2 separate regions of the Homo sapiens genome follow, and region 1 is linked to region 2. The links are chromatin contacts, found by Hi-C or POLR2A ChIA-PET in ENCODE. All regions are on one chromosome and are shown on one strand. The core of a region is the stretch at or near the end of the contact, and the rest is flanking DNA. Distances in the headings are between cores, read along the strand shown. Region 1 has its middle 18 kb from the start of PDCL3. Region 2 holds the start of CHST10 (carbohydrate sulfotransferase 10).

Region 1 (2,700 bases), core at 147-2,646, 160 kb after region 2:
GGAGAATCACTTAAACCCGGGAGGTGGAGGTTGCAGTGAGCCAAGCACACCACTGCACACTCCAGCCTAGGTGCCAGAGTGAGACTCTGTCTCAAAAAAAAAAAAAACAACAAAAAAAAAAAACAGTTCTGCTGGCTATGAAAGGCATCTATGAGAGAGATGGAAGGGCAATTTAGAAGGGTGTCCCTCTGTCATCAGGGAGGGCCAAAAGTTTTTTTTTTTTTTTTTTTGGCATTTATTACCTCCAGCTTTAAACTCAACCTTCTTATATAATCCCAAATATATATATATATATATATATATATTTTTTTTTTTTTGAGACGGAGTCTTGCTCTGTTGCCCAGGCTGGAGTGCAGTGGCGTGATCTTGGCTCACTGCAAACTCCGCCTCCTGGGTTCACACCATTCTCCTGCCTCAGCCTTCCGAGTAGCTGGGACTACAGGCGCCCTCCACCACGCCCCACTAATTTTTTTGTTGTTGTTGTATTTTTAGTAGAGATGGGGTTTCACCGTGTTAGCCAGGATGGTCTTGATCTCCTGACCTCGTGATCCACCAGTCTCGGCCTCCCAAAGTGCTGGGACTACAGGTGTGAGCCACCGCGCCCAGCCTATAATCCCAAATCTTGACCAACTACCTTTCAGGTATGGCAGGCAACAAGTGTTGTGACTGCAGCGCCTGCGTGAGAAACATGCTCCCATGAAAGGGGCCGGGTACAGTGACTCACACCTGTAATCCCAGCACCTTGGGAGGCCGAGGTGGGTGGATCACCTGAGGTCAGGAGTTCCAGGCCAGCCTGACCAACATGGTGAAACCCCATCTCTACTAAATACAAAAATTAGCTGGGCATGGTAGCGCCCTATAATTCCAGCTACTTGGGAGGCTGAGGCAGGAGAAGTGCTTGAACCTGGGAGGTGGAGATTGCAGCGAGCCAAGATTGCGCCACTGCACTCCAGCCTGGGCAACAAGAGTGAAATTTTGTCTCCAAAAAAAAAAAAAGAAAGTGCTTTTGTCCTGCTTACAGAAACCAGCTATTACTCACAGATATAACCTTAGAGACAGGTGGCTGTCAGTCTCAAGTGAAGATGTGCCTGTTTCCAAGTCCCCTCCCTCCCTCTCTGCTTTTGACCACATTCTCTACCCCATTCTTTGCTTCAGTAATCATCCGTCTTGATTTCCGCTTCTCCCTGGACATGGGGCCTTCAGGTAGTAACAGTGTTAGGGTCCTGTGGCAGAGAGTGCTGGTTGCCCACCAGTATCCAGGATTCTCCCCCTCTACTCCAGTGGCAATGGGACCCGCTGGAAGAGTAAACCCCGGCCTCTCTTGAGCTGTGGGTGGTTGGCTGGGAGTTCAGTTCTGGGCAAGCTGCTACTAGGAGGAACAGACAACTGTCATGTGCCCTTTGTGGGCTTAACCCCCTTCCTTCTACTTTCTGACGGAAGTGTGCATGCGACTGCAGCCTGCGTGGGCCGTGAGGTATTTATACATAGAGGCAAAGCAGTAAGGACAATATTCCCAAAGATGCTGTGGAGCCACTATATCCCAGCCCTTGACTGTCCTCTCTGGACTTCTGTCATTAGGAAAGACGTAACTTCCGTCTTGGTCTCTGTTAGTAGCAGCTGATGCATTTCCTGATAAAACCACCCGTCAAAGAAAACCTCAAACAAAACATTCATTCTAGCTTTCTACTGCCCGATGCTGAATTACTTGACATAACACAAGAGTACTCTGTATTCCCTGCCTCTAGCTGTCACCATTGCCTTTCAGTAACTTCATGGGCCCGGCTTTTGGACTTCCATTTCCAGCACTTGAGGAACACTAAAAAACCCACCTGATGATGACTCAAGCTGTTGGAGAAAACTTATTTTTAAATGTTATGTTCTTAACTGTTTCACTGAGTTGGTAAGAAAGGAAAACATTCTGAGAGGCCAAACACAAAGTGAAAGCAGAACTTCAGGAAGGTAAGGGGGCATTCAACTTTTCTCCCTAGGGATACAAACCAAATCTTAGTGATGCTGTGCTTCTATTAGGATGGACTTGTGGGGCCCAGGTGACAGGGGATTAGCGTGGGGAGTGCCTAAGTTGGGGGTCTGATTAGGAAGTCTCTGTGCAAACAGCTGGAATCCCAAAAGATTGCATTCAGTGTTAGGGGAAACTGGCACTAGCTGGAAGAGAACATAGTTGTCTCTGAGATGCCAACTACAAGCCTTCCCTCATGCAGGTTTGTAGTTCTAATTCTCATGCTACATCAGGTCTAAAATCCTCTCAAACCAGGTTCTCAAAGAGGCCCTAGGCTGGGCGCGGTGGTTCATGCCTGTAATCCTAGCACTTTGGGAGGCCGAGGAGGGTGGATCATCTGAGGTCAGGAGTTCCAGAACAGCCTGGCCAACATGGTGAAAACCTGTCTCTACTAAAAATATAAAATTAGCTGGGCGTGGTGGTGGGCGCCTGTAATCCCAGCTACTTGGGAGGCTGAAGCAGGAGAATCACTTGAACCTGGGAGGCAGAGGTTGCAGTCCAGCCTGGGCAACAAGAGCAAAACTCTGTCTAAAAAAAAAAAAAAAAAAAAAAAAAAAAGAGAAAGAAAGAAAGACATCCTAAGCTGGTAGTACCTCTTAGTTCACGGCCAAAGCAACTGCATATCTATGCTAGAGCACACCTTTGATTTAGCCTCAAATGCTCTCCACAGATAAAGCCCCAGC
Region 2 (2,700 bases), core at 27-2,526:
TTCTTCAGGGTCAAGAGCAATTCTGAATTCTGAATTCCAATTCTGAGCCAAGATGGACTAAGCTCTTAATTATAATGGGGAGGGAAGGGAAAAGACCACTTCTCTCTTTGTGTCTTTTCATTTTAACCCAGTCACTGAAAAGAGTGAAGGAGGAGGTGGTTGGTTATCAGAGAGCCAGAGCTAAACTGAGCTGCCTAATTTTAACAGCGTCTGAGACATTTCTCACTCTGGCACTCTAAGCAATGCAATAACCCAACTCCTCATGGCCCAAAGCCCCAGACTCTGGTTTTCAGACAAAACAACAACAACAACAACAACAACAAAAACCCACCGTTATGACAGTCCTGCCGCTGAGCTAACCAGAACCTGGCTGCACTACTTTCCATTCACTGCCCAACCCTTTCCTGCCTTGCAGACTTGGAAAGCAAAAATGACATTTTGGAAAACCTGGTTCACCTTCCCAGCCAGAAGTGCAGAACTGCATGCCTCAACCTCCAACTTCGGACAGGCCTCCTGACAGCGAAGATCAGAGGCTCAGGGCACCCCGGGGCCCCTCAGGCAGGGAACGTGCATTCCCACCCCTGACTCCCCTCGCACCGAAGCTGCACATGCTCCTTCTTCCCTGCCTTCCTCTGCATGCTCCTTGGACCCAAGCTGAACCCTTTCTTCCTCTCTCCATCTACAATTACAAACGCAAATTCTCAGCCAAGGATGAAAGAAGTAAATTGTAGGCTCGCACAATATCAATAATTCCGCGGGTCACAGCATCCCGCACAAGGACGCCTTCTTATTGCATAATTAACGCGAGGAAGGCTCTTCCCGCTACTCCCGCGAACTAGGGAGGTCTTCAAGTCGCCAAAACACACCGGGATGTGGCTCGCCAGGACAAAACCCGCGGGTTCCCCGGTTTTTCCGTGCGCCCCGCGGCGGGGAGAGGGGCCCAGGCGCTGAAACCCACCCGCCTGCGCGTCCCCGAGCTCACCCTACTGGAGCGGCGCTCGTCCGGGTCCTTAGGCTCCTCCCCTGGCCCTGGGGGCGCCGCGCGGGTCGGGCTTCGCCGGGCCTGTGGGCGAAGCGCGCGGGGTCCTGGGAGCTCGGGAGGCCCGCCCCACCTTGCCCCGAGGCCTCCGCGCCGCGGCCCGTCGGGTCCCGGGATGTGGCGGCGGCGGCAGCGGAAGTAAGGAAGACGCCCGGCGCGCTAGACCGGCTTTGGGGGCCAGAACGCCGGCACCGCCTCACGCGGCCCCCTCGCGCCTATCCGGCCGTGCGCGCCGCCTGCCCGCGCGCGTCCCCGCCGCCGTCCCCGGCCGTGCGCGTTCCAGCGGGTCGCGGGGAGTGGGGAGGGGCGCGGCCGCGGGACCCCAGGCCCGGATCCCGAGTCTCCCTTTCTGCCGCTGCAAAAGCGTTCTTTCTGACCGAGACCTGCGGCCGGAACAAGTCCCGCTGGGCCTCCATCCAGAAAACAGGTTCGCTTTTTGAGAAAGAAAAAAAATCCCAAACTTGGAAAAAGGCAAAAAACCAAACCAAAACAACAACAAAGTCACACACACACACAAAACCACCTTGGAAAAATACAAAAAATAGATAAGTAAATTTCTTAAATCCCCAACTTGGAAAAAGGCCACTTGCTTGCGTTAAGGGTAACTTCTAGCATTTTCTAATAAGCCTACTTAGTAAAAGGGGGACGTTCTATTCTTTAAAGAACCCCCTTGGCTGTCCGGGTTGGGGATGTAACTGTTGTCTAGGTACAGTGGATTAACGAAGGACAATGATAACGGCCTGACCAGTTTACAGACCTGAAGAATTGTAACTTCTTAACCTGCAGAAATGGATAAGGCCTGAGTCAACCTCAAAGGTATTGGGATTTTATTGCCCCAAAGAAGATAAACTAGTTTTATTTTTATACAACCTACATGTTTGTTAACTACCCGACTATATCTGTGTCTATTTAGCAAACAAGTAAAATAGATACGTGTATGTATACACACACACACACACACACACACAATTTTTCAAAGCTTTCAAGGAACAAGCGTTTTTGTTTTTGTTTTTTTTCTTTTTTATTGGTTCCCTCCTTAATGAGTTAATAATATTGAGGGAGCTGGCTGTTTGAGTATTTCACTTCTAGCCCCATTACTAATCATGGTTTAAAGGTTCTGTCCCTCATGCAGAAGACGTTTACTGAGCCCTTTTTTGGGGCCCTGTGGTTGAGATGAGACATTGGGTTTCCCTTTGAGGATTTGAATCGATACACGTGCACGGCAGAAAAGAAGTAAGTAAATGTGAAGCTTGGATGTGATGCAGCATATTATGCAGGATTTAAGGATCAAGGCTCTGGGAATCAGACCACGTGGATTCAGAGCCTTAGTCACTGCATATGACTGTTGACCTTGTCACACTCTCATCTCTCTGTGTCCCAGTCTTCTCATCTACAGAATGTGGTACTAGGCCGGGCGTGGTGGCTCACGCCTGTAATCCCAACATTTTGAGAGGCGGAGGTAGGTGGATCACCTGAGGTCGGGAGTTCGAGACCAGCATGACCAACATGGAGAAACCCTGTCTCTAATAAAACTACAAAAAAAATTAGCCAGGAGTGGGGGCACGTGCCTGTAATCCCAGCTGCTCGGGAGACTGAGGCAGGAGAATTGCTTGAACCCAGGAGGCGGAGGTTGCGGTGAGTCGAGATCTCGCCACTGCACT

Evidence for each region. Hi-C counts contacts between places; a loop is a spot of excess contacts on that map. ChIA-PET counts read pairs that join two places held with the same protein, here RNA polymerase II (POLR2A). Pooled maps may share reads with other maps.
Region 1: a pooled map shows a loop between it and region 2 (3-fold over the local background). The contact joins the enhancer-like site here to the promoter of CHST10 in region 2. A Hi-C loop is called at or near these places in 3 of 37 single-sample maps with no recorded cell type and 11 of 50 pooled maps. POLR2A ChIA-PET finds 5 or more read pairs at or near these places in 5 of 52 experiments (CD8-positive, alpha-beta T cell, SK-N-SH, activated B cell and 2 more).

The regions. Positions count from the first base shown.
Region 1 is chr2:100,579,460-100,582,159 of GRCh38, forward strand. No RefSeq gene overlaps it. Among named protein-coding and RNA genes, the nearest start is that of PDCL3, 18 kb to the left of the region's middle. Within about 2 kb of position 1,397, at least 12 of the 41 ENCODE cell types and tissues checked have a DNase peak (open chromatin) inside an H3K27ac peak, as active enhancers do; they include CD8-positive, alpha-beta T cell, where a contact is called at or near this core.
Region 2 is chr2:100,416,392-100,419,091 of GRCh38, forward strand. It overlaps CHST10 (carbohydrate sulfotransferase 10), which reads right to left and starts at 1,277. Exons shown (of 7, transcript NM_004854.5): 1 at 983-1,277. RefSeq lists silencers at 773-922, 933-1,382.